2 separate regions of the Homo sapiens genome follow, and region 2 is linked to region 1. Evidence: chromatin loops called from intact Hi-C (ENCODE). Cell type or tissue: PC-9. All regions are shown on one strand. Each heading gives the region's core, and the rest is flanking DNA. Links, peaks and the distances in the headings are about the cores only.

The links. A loop is a pair of places that touch in the nucleus more often than their neighbours do. Peaks named below come from ENCODE experiments on the same cell type or tissue, not always from the same donor. Only the 100,000 strongest peaks of a DNase experiment are listed, where the experiment ranks them.
Region 2: a loop joins it to region 1, with 16 times the contacts of the local background. A loop is called at or near these places in 86 of 110 quality-filtered maps.

What each region holds. Positions count from the first base shown.
Region 1 is chr16:1,051,073-1,058,543 of GRCh38, reverse strand. No RefSeq gene overlaps it. Among named protein-coding and RNA genes, the nearest start is that of SSTR5, 18 kb to the left of the region's middle. RefSeq lists a silencer at 802-981. In PC-9, for the core only: CTCF peaks have their summits at 3,056 and 3,256 (motif pointing right); no DNase peak of the experiment used is centred there; H3K27me3 peaks cover 2,400 bases.
Region 2 is chr16:813,026-819,261 of GRCh38, reverse strand. No RefSeq gene overlaps it. Among named protein-coding and RNA genes, the nearest start is that of GNG13, 15 kb to the right of the region's middle. RefSeq lists an enhancer at 1,622-2,122 and a silencer at 5,461-5,540. In PC-9, for the core only: no CTCF peak of the experiment used is centred there; a DNase peak (open chromatin) is centred at 3,631.

The DNA of each region.
Region 1 (7,471 bases), core at 1,142-6,141:
GTGACTGGGCTGAGGCCCCCAGCCGACTCTGGGGGGTCCCAGGCAGGTTGGGGCAGACGGGAGGGCGGGGGTTGGGGAGGCAGCAGCCCCTTCTCTTGTGGCGTGGCTGTGACTCCCTTCCCTTCACACGAAGCAGTCAGGATGCGGCAGCCGGGGGCTCGGGGCCTTCACGGGGCAAGTTCAAGCCCAGCGCCGGCCTCCCTGGGACCCCCCACAGCTCCTGTCATGATCATGTCACGTGGACATGGGATCTTTGGCTGAAGAGACAAATGGCAGCATTGACCAGGGGCAGGCAGAGGCCGGACACTGAGCAGGAAGTGGGGGCTGATGGGAGCCGGGACTCCGGGTGGGGGAAGGGAGGGTCTGCTGGCAAGGCCTCCCCCACCAGGCCGCTCTCCGTGGGCTCTGAGCGCCCCCCGACCAGCCCCCCAGGGGTCCTCACCCTGGGACCCCCATGTCCCCCATGAACTGAATCTGCCTGGACCCCATGCTTGGTGACGCCCCCACCCCCCTCCTCCCAGCTCCAGGGTGGGGGGACCCTGCTTCGTCCCTGCCCGGACCCTGTCGGGGGAATTAAACAGGGGGATGGGGCGTGGGGCAGAAGGGACAGCAGCAGGGGCTTAGGGCCACCTCAGAAAGTGGGGGCTCCTGGAGGGGACCAGCCTCCCTGCCACCTGGCGGGTGACACCGGGGTCCCCAGGCACAGGCCGCCCACTGCCCAGCGCCGGACTCCCCAGCTCCACCACACCTGGTTCTCTCCCCGACCAGGCCCCGACCCTGGGGACCCTCGAGGAGGGGCCTGGACACGCCGGGGGGGGGGTTGCAGCAGCCCCCACCGGACGGTCCCTGCGTTTGAACCGCGGTGTCGGGACCGCCGGCTTCTGGCGCCCTCTGGTGGGCACAGTGGGCCCTGCGTGAGGTCGGGCTTGGTGGGCGGCTCTGAGGCTGGAGCTCAGTGACAGCCACAGTGGGTCCTGAACTGGGGCTGGGGCAGAGGCAGCGAGAGCCGGGGTCCCTGTGTCCCACGGCCTGGCAGGGACCCGCTCCCAGCAGCTCTGTTGTGCGGCCTTGGCTGGTCAGTCAGCCCCTCTGAGCCTGGTGTCCCCGGCAATACGGGGTCACAATGACGTCCCCTGCCCACTCTGCCAGGCATTTCCAGGAAAGCCCTGCCGTGGGCCCGTTCCCAGGCCTGAATCTGTTCCTCGGGGACCTCTGGATTGGCAGGCCCTGCCCTGGTGCTCCTGACAGCCCTGCCCAGGCCAATCCTTCTTTGGGGATGGGTACTGTCAGCCTCACGGGCCCTCAGTGATAGGGACAGGAGACAGAAATTCTAGGTAGAAAAAGATGGGGTTCCTGAGGAACCCCACCCTCAAGCCTGGAAGCATAGCCCTGAGTGAGAACACGCATTCCAGTTTCCCTGCTCCAATGCTGCCTTTTCCAAAACCACCACTGCCTCGCCCCACCCCCATCCTGTACCCATAAAAACTCCTGACCTTATTGGCAGAGAACAGAGCAGGCAAGGAGAGGAGAAGCAGCTGGCCATCGGAGATGGCAGTTTGACATCAGAGAGGAGCAGCGTGACCTCAGAGGGACAGCTGGACAGCAGGACTTTGGAGAAGAGTCTGGTAGAGACGGCAGGACTTCAGGGGACTATCACCTTCCCCCTCCACCCCCTCTCCAGCTCCCCCTCCCACTGAGAGCCTCTTCCACCACCTTCCCCCTCCACCCCCTCTCCAGCTCCCGCTCCCTGTGAGAGCCTCGTCCATCACCTTCCCCCTCCACCCCCTCTCCAGCTCCCCTCCCTCTGACAGCCTCTTCCATCACCTTCCCCCTCCACCCCCTCTCCAGCTCCCCCTCCCTCTGAGAGCCTCTTCCATCACCTTCCCCCTCCACCCCCTCTCCAGCTCTCCCTCCCTCTGAGAGCCTCTTCCATCACCTTCCCCCTCCACCCCCCTTTCCAGGTCCCCCTCCCTCCATCGGCCATAAAATCCCTTGCATTTACTATCCTTCAATTTCTTCATGCAACCTGATATTTCCTGGATGCTGGACAAGAGCTTGGGATACAGAAAGCTGTCACACTGACCCTCTGCCCTCGAGAAAAGGCAGAGGGTCCACTGAGCTGTTAAACACTCCAGACATCCTTGGACAGCAAAGCTAAAAGCACTGTAACACACACCCTCTGAGGCTTCACGGGTCACAGGCACTGCCCTAGACACTGCCACAGGACTGCACGGAGTTCTGCTCCTGCTGTGCCCAGAAGTGTTCACTCCAGCTCCTGCACCCGCCCACCTGCGTGCTCCTGCTGCCTCGAGGGGTTGAGAGCTCTGGGCTAAGCAAGATACCGCTGTCACCAGGCCCACAAAGGGGTCAAGGAAAATTTCTTGTTTCATTGGGGTGTGCGTGGCATGGACGGGAGAGGAGGGGCAACACAGGGCTGCCTTTACCAGGTCACTCCCCTTTCTGCCCTTGGGGACCTGCCTCAGTGCCGCCCCCCAGGTAGATGGGTTTGGGGCCAGGGACCCCCCCAAAGCAGGCAACCCTCAGCTCGGCCACCCTCTGACCTTGGGTCCCATGGCCGGGCTCTCAGGTAGGGCCTGGCCACCCAAAAGCAGCCCCAGCACCCCAACCAACCCTCACCCCACAAGGCCACAGTCCCTACAGCAGCCCCAGCACGTCCCGGCCCGCTGTCCCCTGAGCACCCCTGACAAACCCTCGTCCTGCAAGACCACAGTCCCTACGGCAGCCCTGCCCATTCCTTCCCGGCCTGGAGCTTAGGGTTCCTGCAACAGGCTGGGGCCTATGGAGAGTGGCTTGCACCTGGTGTGCTGGGGTGTGGCTGTTAACACCTGGGGCGCAGCCTCACCAAAGCAGGGTGTTCGCAGTGGCTCTTATACCACCACGGGGCGGGCCTCCCTGAGGCCCCTCTGCTCCATCTCCCTTTGTCCCCAGAAGCGCTGAGCCCGAGCGCCCTGGGGTCCTGCTCTGAACACACTGTGTGCCCTTCCCTCCCCAGCTGGCCCTCAGAGACCCTTGGCAGGGCCTGATTTTCAGGACCACGGCCGCAAGCAACCTCCTGGCCCCCTCCTCCCCTTCAGCTCTGCAAACCAGCTCCCTGACCAAGGAGACTTTCAGAACTGCCCTCTGATCCTGCAATCTGAGAGGACCACACCACCGTGCAGCCCCCACCCCGGGCCTCGGCTCCCTGAGCCCCAGGACCCCGCATCAGGGCCTGAAGAATCAGGCGGAGCACGGCCGGCGCTGGCCACTGGGGGGCACACGTGCAGTTCTCAAGGCTCCCAGCAGCGCCGGTGTCCGGCGTCCAGTCCTGCCAGGCTCAGGCCCGAGGACAGGGGTTGGGGGTTCTATGTGGGGCTCCTCCTGCCCTGTGGCGAGGGCTTTCTCATGCCAAGATTGAAACCCCTGGTTTCCAGGCTAAGACCTAGGGCCCAGAACCAGCCCAGCTGACCTTCCTGGCCTGGCTGCAGGGCCCAGGGAAGCTGGACCCTGGGGGTGGGACTGGGACCCTCCCGCCTCCCCCAGCCCCACCCACTCTCTGCTGGCTTTGCTGCCGGCGAGTGGCCAGCCCGGCCGCCCCACACCCTCCAGCAGCTGGTGGGCGACCCTCCCGGCAGCAGGACTTGCCTGGCTGGGCCGGCCACACCTGCTGCAGCAGCTGGCTCAAAATCCCCAAATCCTGGCAAGCTGCCCGCCTGGCCCCGCACCGGCCAGGCCAGCGCATCCTTGGCCCGTAGGGTCTGCCTGTCCTTTGCTGAACCGGCTGTTGGGGACCGTGGCCAGGTGGGCAGGCGGACAGCACCCCAGCCTGGAGACACCAGGGCTGCTCACACGCCAGGCTGCACTGTCTCAGCCCTTTGTGTGTGTGGGTGGGGGTGGTACCCCGCCTGGGCTCTGCTGGAGCAATTCAGATGAGAGTCTGTAGGCTTTTCAGGAGAAAGAAAAACAGAGACATGGGTGCTGGGGTCTGACCCTCACCCCACCTCCTCGGGCAGGGGAGAAAGCAGGGTGTCATTCTTCTGAGGGCAGGCGGCCGCTGGACAGGCCCAGCCCCCCTGCCCCGGCCAGCCTGCCCCAGGCCCGTCAACCCCCTCAGTGTCCATCTCCGGCTCATCCTCACTGGGACCCTCGGGCCAGTGGCAGCCTGGGTAGGCCAGGAGGGTGTGCAGGCCAGGAGGGTGTGCAGGCCAGGAGGGTGTGCAGGCCAGGAGGGTGGGCAGCACCAGGAGGGTGGGCAGGACCAGGAGGAGCGGGGCTCAGCTGCCACAGGGGCCCTCCAAGCCGTCACCCAACCCTGGCCTGAGTTTGCCACTTGATACCTGGCCACTTGGCTGCTCCCAGGCCTTGGGGGAGGCCGGGTCCCCGGCTGCCGGATGCTGGGAGTCAGAGCCCCAGGAGCAGAGAGGCGGTGGTCGCCGCCCATCCAGGGCCTAGGTGGGGGTGCTGCCAAGGCAGGTGGCGAAACCGCAGCCAGTGCTTCCCCCCGTGGGTGCTCGCTTATCCCCGCCCCCCGGCATTTGCTGAGCACCTACTGTGTGCTGCCGGTCCCTCCGTGCTGAGACAGACCCAGCAAGGGGCCTGCGGAAACTGCCTTGTGCCCAGCACGTGGCTCCTCCCTGGCCCCCCACTGTCTGCGTGCGGGGGCTCCCCAAGCATGCACCCTCCTGGGACCCTGCCCTGCCCAGTCTGCACCTGCTGGGTGCAGGTGGGGCCCCTTGCTCTGCCTGGGGTCAGTGGGAGGGGCTGGGGTGGCTGTGGTCACTAAGCAGGTATTCTGAGGGGAGAGCCTGGGCAGCATCAGATGGTGACATCCTGGGGTCAGCGTCCTGCACTCAGCAAGACAGCAGCCCCTGCGGAGTGCTGAGTGGACAGAGGTGGGGGCTGGCTCGTCCTGTGCCCAAGGCTGGGTGGGAGAGCACTGCAGCCCCGGCCCACCCCAGCTGCCCACCCCAGCCTGGTGCCCACCCCCTGAAAGTCCCCCCTGCTGGCATCTGTAGCCGAGGTAACTGATCCCTGGTGGGGGCCGGGCTGGCCTGGGCTCTGGTCTCTCTTGGCTCCCGAGCCTCCGGCCCAGCTGTTGCTGAGGAGGCTGCGTCTGTCCTCGGGGCCAACAGCTGCAGGCCCGGAAGCGCCCCCCTCCCACATCCCCCAGAGCAGGTGTGTCCCCCACAGCCCAACCCAGCCTGCCAAGGATGGGTCCCAGGGATACGGGGGCCTCCTGCCCTTCTCTGCTCAACTTTTCGGGGCCTGGGCTGGGACTGCTGTTGGAGTCCTCAGTCCTGTGGGTAGCAGACGCCAAGTCCCTGGTGGCCAGCCTGTGGCCAAGTGGGCTGAGCACTCACTGCAGCCCCGACCAAGAGCAGCTGTGCCCCTCAGCCACGCTCACCAGACCCAAAGTGCACGGCCGGGCACACACCCTTCCACCTGCCCCACTGTCCAGGCTCGGCGGGGGCCTCCCCGATGCCACTCCCCTCCCTCCAGGCTCCGACACCCACACTGTCCTCACTGACCTGAGAGCCTGTGTCACAGTGTCCCCAGCGTGGCAGGAGAGGGATGCCTGAGCCATGGCAGCCATTGGTGATCCCGTGTCAGCTGGGTGACAGCTGAACCCCAGGCCAGCCCCTGGTAGCCCACCTGCAGTGCCCCTGGCGGGCATCCAGCCCTGCCTGGCCCAACTCCATGCCATGCTATGAGGCTGATCAATTCCCCAGCAGTCGGTGGCCACAGCGGAGGGTGCCTGAGACTCCAAACTGGGGACCCACCTTGTGGACACCCTCCCTCCTCCACCACAGCTGTGGGTACCATGTCCTCCCTCCTGCCTCCTCTCGCTTATGGGCCTTGACACCCCTCCCCTGCCCTGCCCTCCCTGCTGCCTGCTGGACCCATCACTGCCTTCAGCCCCTGAGTCCTCCTCTGGCCCTGGAACCCTCCCCAGCTTGCTATCAGGGCCCAGCATACCTGCTCCAGGGATGGGGTGCAGCCCCCACCCTGACTAGACCCCGGCACAGGAGACCTCAGGTTAGGGACTCCCCCAGGGAAGTAACTGGAGCCCCCGCCCCATGGTGGAGGGGCCAGGCTCCGGGGGACCTGCCAGGGGTAAGTGCCAGTCAGACTGTGTGCCCGGGACAGCTGCCCTGCTACAGTTGGTTCCTGTCCTGGGCTGAACGGTGTCCCCCAGATTCATATCCACCCAGAACCTCAGCGTGTGACCTTACACGGAGATGGCATCTTTGCAAATTTATTTATTTATTTATTGAGATGGAGTCTTACTCTGTTGCCCTGGCTGGAGTGCAATGGCGTTATCTCAGCTCATTGCAACCTCCGCCTCCCAGGTTCAACTGATTCTCCTGCCTCAGCCTCCTGAGTAGCTGGGATTATAGGCGCCTGCCACCACGCCCGGCTATTTTTTGTATTTTTAGTAGAGACAGGGTTTCGCCATGTTGGCCGGGCTGGTCTTGAACTCCTGACCTCAGGTGATCTGCCTGCCTCAGCCTCCCAAAGTGCTGGGATTACAGGCATGAGCCACCGAGCCTGGCCATTTTTGCAAATTTAATCAGCTAAGATGAGGTCATGCAGGATTACGGTGAAAGGGTCCTTGTGAGAAAAGGAAAAGAGGAGAATGGGTAGGGCTTCCAGGGAGGTGCCGGGCCCGGGGACGTCAGGGCCCAGGGGGCCAACAGGCCCTGGTCATGCTCTCATGGCAGAGTCAGAGAAGATGACGAGGCCATGGCCTCTGCACCCCCAACATCCAAATCCCCGCCCCCACGCCCAGACCCCGGGGGGCCGATCTCTGGTGCAGAGAGGTGTCTCCCCAGGAAAGCGCAGAGGGGGTCGGCGTGGCTCCCAGGTGTGGGGAGGGCGGCACATCCGAGACGTGGATGCAGGACCCAGAGCGGGAGCTCTGGGGAAGCAGGAAGACCCCTGTTCCTCCTGGGGCAGGGCCGCCCATCGGCCAGGTGGTCTGGGCACAGAAGTGGGTGGGCCTGGTGGGCCCTGATGCAAAGGGTTGGAGGGAGTGCAGGGCTCGATTAGCGATGCCTGCCCTGGGCATACGGAGGAGTGGGGTCCTATGTGCCATGGCCAGCTGAGAGGGAGAAGGCCTTGCCGGGAAACCCTCAAAGGTCCTCCGCAGCCAGCCCGAGCTGAGGTTGCACAGGGGCCTCAGAGCCAGCACCAGGCCAGTCTCAGACGTCGGGATCAGAAGGGGTTGCAGGGCCTGGTCCCCAAGACCTGTGTCTCCCACTGACGGCCTGGCAGCTGGGAAAGAGAAGGGAGAAACCCCCTCCCCAACTTCCCCAGCCTGGTCCCCTCCCGACCCCAGGGACAGAGCCCCGGGCCAGACGTGAATCAGTGGCCCCACCAAACCTCCTACATCTGAGTCTGCGACTCCTCCCGCCCACCCCGCACCAGATCCATCAGCCACCCCTGCTCCAGCGACGGACACCTTGCCGACACC
Region 2 (6,236 bases), core at 1,237-6,236, 240 kb after region 1:
AGGACCCAACGGTGAGCCCTTCCATGACTTAACAGGAATCCTCTAAGTTGAGCTTTGTTGCTTGAGTTCACACTCAACTTGCTCTTTTTTAAGTGGGACCCACTAGTACATCCCTTTCTCAACGCCTATTTTCTGATTTAATGGAAATGACTCTAGGGAGGTGAAAAGGAATATTATTACTTCACAGTCCACGTGTATTCCATAGTAAAAGTCAGGTGGTTCTGCAACATGGAGGTCTGGCATCCTCAGGCTGTGTCCTGACAGCAAACTGGACGTGGTACAGCCAAGATGGTGAGGGCCATCATCATCACCACCATCACTACAGTCTTTACTACCATCATCACCATCACTATAGTCTTCACCATCATCATCACCATCACTACAGTCTTCACCATCATCACCATCACTAGTCTTCACCATCATCACCATCACTAGTCTTCACCATCATCACTACAGTCTTCACCATCATCACCATCACTACAGTCTTCACCATCATCATCACCATCACTACAGTTCACCGTCATCATCACCATCACTACAGTCTTCACCACCATTGTCACCATCATCTTTGGCTGACACTTACATGGCACTGACCACTTGCCCTCTCCATGTATCCATTTATCTAATCCTCACACCTGTTAGGTAGGAACCATTAGCCCCAATTCACAACTGATGAAACCAGAGCACAGAGAGGTTAAAACCACGTAGGCAGAAGGTAACACCACCAGAGTGTGAACCCAGGCAGTCTGGTTCCAGAATTAGTCCTGTCCCTGAGCCCCCCAACTCTAGGTGAGCCAGCATTCAGACACAGCAGGCTCGTGGGTGCCCAGTCAGCAAGGACTGCCTTGCTTTCCTTCCTCCTGCCTCCTTCTGCTTTGGCCTGTGTCCTGCACAGAGAAGGCTCCCCCAGGCACCGTGGGGGCGGAAGGACGGGGCAAGTGGGCGTTAAGATGGGAAAGTCTCAGTCCGGGGGCAGTGGCTCACACCTATAATCCTAGCACTTTGGGAGGCCAAGGAGGGCATGAGCTCAGGAGTTTGAGACTAGCCTGGGCAGCATGGTGAAACCCCATCTCCACTTAAAATACAAAATTAGCCGGGTGTGGGGCAGGCGCCTGTAGTCCCAGCCACTCAGGAGGCTGAGGCAGGAGAATCACTTGAACTCGGGAGGCAGAGGTTGCAGTGAGCCGAGATCACGCCACTGCACTCCAGCCTGGGATAAAAAAGCGAAACAGTCTCAAAAAAAAAAAAAAAAAAAAAAAACGGGGAGGTCTGGCTCATGTCACTCACCCGCAGCTGGAGCACCCCCGAGGAGCCCCACTCAACAGTGGCTTCTCTGAAGATGAGCCACAGAAGTTCAGTTCCTGGGGAGCAGGGCTGGTTCTTTCCTGCTTTTAATGCTATAGGAAACCTCGGCTGCTGGGGAGGCTGCGGGCGAGGGGCCGCAGACAGGCCGAGGGTCTGCAGGAAGCCGCGAGTCGACAGGAGAGAGGGGATGAGAGGCGCGCTGAGCAAAGGCGGCGAGAAACGCTGCCGTCACCTCCTGCCCGGGCCCCGTGGGGCCGCCCGGCCGCCGCCACGCAGACGTGGTGTGTAAAACCGTGGGTCAGCCCGCGTCTGCTGGTCGCCGGGGAGCAGAGGCTCGTTAAGACCGTCTGTTAAAAGCCAGCGGCTTCCATCGTCACTCAGCTAAAAACGTGTCAGTGGAGAGCGGAGCCAAACGTGCTTTTTCTAGGGGAGGAAACAGGCTTTTCACACACCGGCTGTCGCCAGGACCAGGTAGGTGTGAGGGCCTGGCGGGCGATGGTGGGTGGCAAGGGGATGGCCGGCAGTGGCGCCAAAGCGTTGCGTCTTGCCAGAGCCTCCCTCCTCGCCTCCCGGTCAGATCCTCACCCTCCCTCGCCACCGCGCGCCTGCAGCCGCACTCGCCCCTCCCAGCCTTGGCCGGAGCGTCCTCCAAGGTGCGGTGCGAGGCAGCAGACAGAGTCCCCATGCCAGCCACCCTCCCCTTCTCGCTCCGTCTTGCCAGGCGACTCCGAGTCTTCAGCGGCAGAACGTGGTCCTCCCTTCGGGGTCCCTGAGCTGCAATGCAGCCGCTTGAGGCTGGGGACGGCTCCAAGGAGCCCCCAGTCACCAAGAAGCAGCCTCCAGAAAGGCCGCTGCGGGTTCCGGGGAAAGGCGGCCTGAACGTGCATTCCCGTGAGACTGCCTGGAGGGGCGAGCTCTGCTGCGGGGCAGGGGGTGCCTGATGTGGGCTGAGGCCTGTGCAGAGAAGCCAAGAGGACACCTGGACCCTCCGCCGAGTCCAGCCACCAGAGACCCAGAGCCCCCCACGAAAGCAGAGCCTCGGGCCGGGCCCTGTGGCTCACGCCTGTAATCCCAGCACTATGGGAGCCCGAGGCGGGAGGATCACGAGGTCAGGAGACTGAGACCATCCTGGCTGACACGGTGAAACCTCATCTCTAATAAATATACAAAAAATTAGCCGGGCGTGGTGGTGGGCGCCTGTAGTCCCAGCTACTCGGGAGGCTGAGGCAGGAGAATGGCGTGAACCTGGGAGGCGGAGCTTGCAGTGAGAGGAGATCGCACCACTGCACTCCAGCCTGGGTGACAGAGCGAGACTCCGTCTCAAAAAAAAAAAAAAAAAAAAAAGAAAGCACAGCCTCTGCTCCCTGCTGAGGAGGCCCCAGGCCAGGGGAGGGGGGCTGCCCCACGTGTTCCCGCTGGGTAGACCCCTGCCCCCACCCACAACAAATGGGGCACAGCAGGTGTGGAGGGGGCAGCCTTCTGCACCCCTCCTGGTGCTCAGCTCTCTCCCGGGACCCCTGCACCTCCCAAGGGCACCAGGCCTCCCCTGGCCCCGTGCCTTGTTGGCTTCCAGGCCTGACCCTACGTGACCTCTTCTCTGGGGTTCCCCTCACCTCCTCCCAGTGCCAGGGGAGGGACACGGGTGCCTACAGGGAAGGTGACAGGTCCCTTCTAGCCTCGAGAAAAGTATGGTAAGCCCCGGTTGAGGGACCTTCTAGGAAATCCCGACCTTCCTCCTCAAAACCGCCCAGACCACCAAAACCAAGGGAAGTCCAAGAAATGGCCACAGCCCAGGGGGGTTCACAGCCCAGGGGTGCTCAGGCAGCCAGACGGGAACTGTCCCAGGATGGGGAAAGGCCCCTCGGTGAAGGCCGAGGACTCCGGTAAACTGCGTCGATCCTGGTTCACGCCAGTGTGGGGTGTCACCTCCACGGGACCCTGCGGGGAGGGCACAGATGGGGGCTCGGCTCTGTCTCCTCAGTGTTTCAGAAAACCCACAGCTGCCCAAAAGAAAACCTGTTATTTGTTTAAAGTACTAAGATTCCTGTCATCCCAGCACTTTGCGAGGCCAAGGCAGGAGGATCGCTTGAGACCAGAAGTTTAAGACCACCCTAGGCAACATACTGAGCCCTCGTCTCTATCAAAAAAAAAAAAAAAAAACATTAAAAAATTAGCCAGGCACGGTGGTACCCACCTGTGGTCTCAGGAGACTGGGGCAGGAGGATCACTAGAGCCCAGGAGAGGTCAAGGCTGCAGTGAGCTAGGATGGCGCCAGTGCACTCTGGCCTGGGTGACTAAGGGAGGCCCTGTCTCAAAAAAATACATTTTTTGGCTGGGTGTGGTGACTCACACCTGTAATCCCAGCACTTCCAGAGGCTGAGGCAGATGGATTACTTGAGGTCAGGAGTTCAATACCAGTCTGGCCAACATGGTGAAACCCCATCTCTACTAAAAATACAAAAATTAGGCGAGCGTGCTGGCAGGCGCCTGTAATCCCAGCTACTCGGGAGGCTGAGGCAGAAGAATTGCTTGAACCCAGGAGGCAGAGGTTGCAGTGAGCCGAGATCACACCACTGCACTCCAGCCTGGGTGACAGAGCAAGACTTTGTCTCAAAAAAAACTTTTTAAGGTAGCACGATTCACCCATAATGACATCAGCCCAGCATTTCCACCAACCTCAAAAGAGAAGAGACGGGCCTGGCTGAGCCCCAGCAGCCCACGTGCCACACTCCGAGTTTCTGCACAGCCTGGCTGTACTCGCGGGCCCCCATCTCGGCCCCACTTCTCCTCAGCTGCTTCTGGGGTTTCTGTGAGTAATTCCCCAACAATTCGGACCTCAGTGACTCTGGACTGAGGAGTCTCACCTCCCAGAGTGACTGTGGTTATAAATAGGATTTTCTCAAGCTGGTTTCTACTCTGAAAACTGTAATAACATATGTCTGATCCTCGTCTTCAACAAAAAGATTTAAAAGCAGCAAAGCATGGCCAGGCATGGTGGCTCACGCCTGTAATCCCAGCACTCTGGGAGGCCAAGGCAGGTGGATCACTTGAGATCAGGAATTCAAGACCAGCCTGGCCAACATGGTGAAACCCCATCTCTACTACAGATACAAAAAATTAGCCCGGCGTGGTGCCGGACGCCTGTAATCCCAGCTACTCGGGAGGCTGAGGCAGGAGAATCGCTTGAACCCGGGAGGCGAAGGTTGCAGTGAGCCGAGATTGTGCCACACTGTACTCCAGCCTGGGCAACAGAGCAAGACTCCATCTCTGAATGAATGAAGCAAAGCAACGTTGGTAAAGACCCCACAACAGGCATCTGGCGGCTGTGTCCAGACCATGCTTCTCAAAGGGGACCCAGAAAGCTTCCAGGGTCCCCGAGGTCAAACCTGTTTTCCTGACACTTCTAAGAACGGTTTCCTTCCCATTCTTATTATTTTTTTTTTGAGACTGTGTCTCGCTCTGTTGCCCAGGCTGGAGTGCGATGGCATATGGCATAGTCTCGGCTCCATGCAACCTCCACCTCCAGGGCTCAAGTGATTCTGGTGCCTCAGCCTCCGGAGTAGCTCGGATTACAGGCGTCCGCCACCACGCCTGGCTACATTTTTGCATTTTAGTAGACATGGGGTTTCACCATGTTGCCCAGGGTGGTCTCAAACTCCCGCCCTGAGGTGATCAGCCCACCTCGGCCTCCCCAGGTGCTGGGATTACAGGCCTGAGCCGCTGCGCCCGGCCTCCTTCCCACTCTCCTGAAAGTGTGGGGCGGAATGTTCCGGAGGCCACCGGCTTGCAAGCAGACGCAGACATGAGAATCCAGCACAAAGTCACGCCTTCTTTTTCTTCCCACTACATTTTTTTTTTATGGGGAAACAGTTGCTTTTCCTTAAAATGCTATGTTCACGTGCAATGGATTTATTGCTATTTTTACGTGAAAAGGTGAACATTTTTAAATGCTCTGTTTCTGGTAGAGTGAATGTCCACAGCGGCCGCCCACGTAAACAAAAGCCCGAATGGTTTTAGGATTGTGAAGGGTCCTGGGAGCCGGGCTGGGCCAGCGTTGGGTGAGGATCCTTCCGGAACCCGGGGTCACGGGGACGATCACACGGACCTGTGGCTCCACCCGGTGGTGACGGCGAGGACGGCGGGAGACCCCAGCGGGCAGGAGCGCGGCCCGAACCGCGCGGCCCCGGGGATCCGCCCAGGGCAGGCAGGCAGGGGTGCCCCGGGCGCTGGGGGTTCGGGGCTGGCCGTCCTCCGCGGCGGGGCGGTCCTGCGGGTCGCAGGGTCCTGGGCGGCCTCCCCGGGCTCCACCAGCCAGATGCCTGCGGCAACACCAGCGGAGATCACAGACGTCTCCAGATGCCGGCCAGCGTCCCCCGGGGGCAGAAGCGCCCAACCCCGTGAGAGCTGCCCAGTCCACAACACAGACAGGACGGTGCCGAGGGAGGCGTCAGCACGGAGCAAAACATTCGCACATGATGGCCGAGAGCTCCGGGCACTTGCTCCACCTCCACTCCGTCCCACAGGGGCTCCAAGCCGGCCGCTCCCCACCATGGGAGTCGGGGTGGACCCAGGGATGGGGAGGCCGTGTCGGTCCGGCGTCCTTGCCGGTCCCGCAGCAATAGCAGAGGGGATGTCTGTGCGGTCGCCGCCCACGGCAGCATCTGCAGGGTCAGCGGCGCAGGAGGGGTTCAGGCCTGGGCGCTCCCTGGGGGTCTCGGCCTCTCCTTGCCTCCTGCGGGCCTCACAGACCCCGGGGACTCCCACACAGTCCTTGAGGCCCCCCACCCACGGCTGCACCAAGGGGCAGTGCCTGAGCCCTCAGCCCCGTATGAGATATATATGATATGTACACACACACACGTATATAAAGTTACAGGTGTGAAAAGGTTCATGGTGGCATTTTTTGGTAGACTGGTTTTTAGTAGGATGAG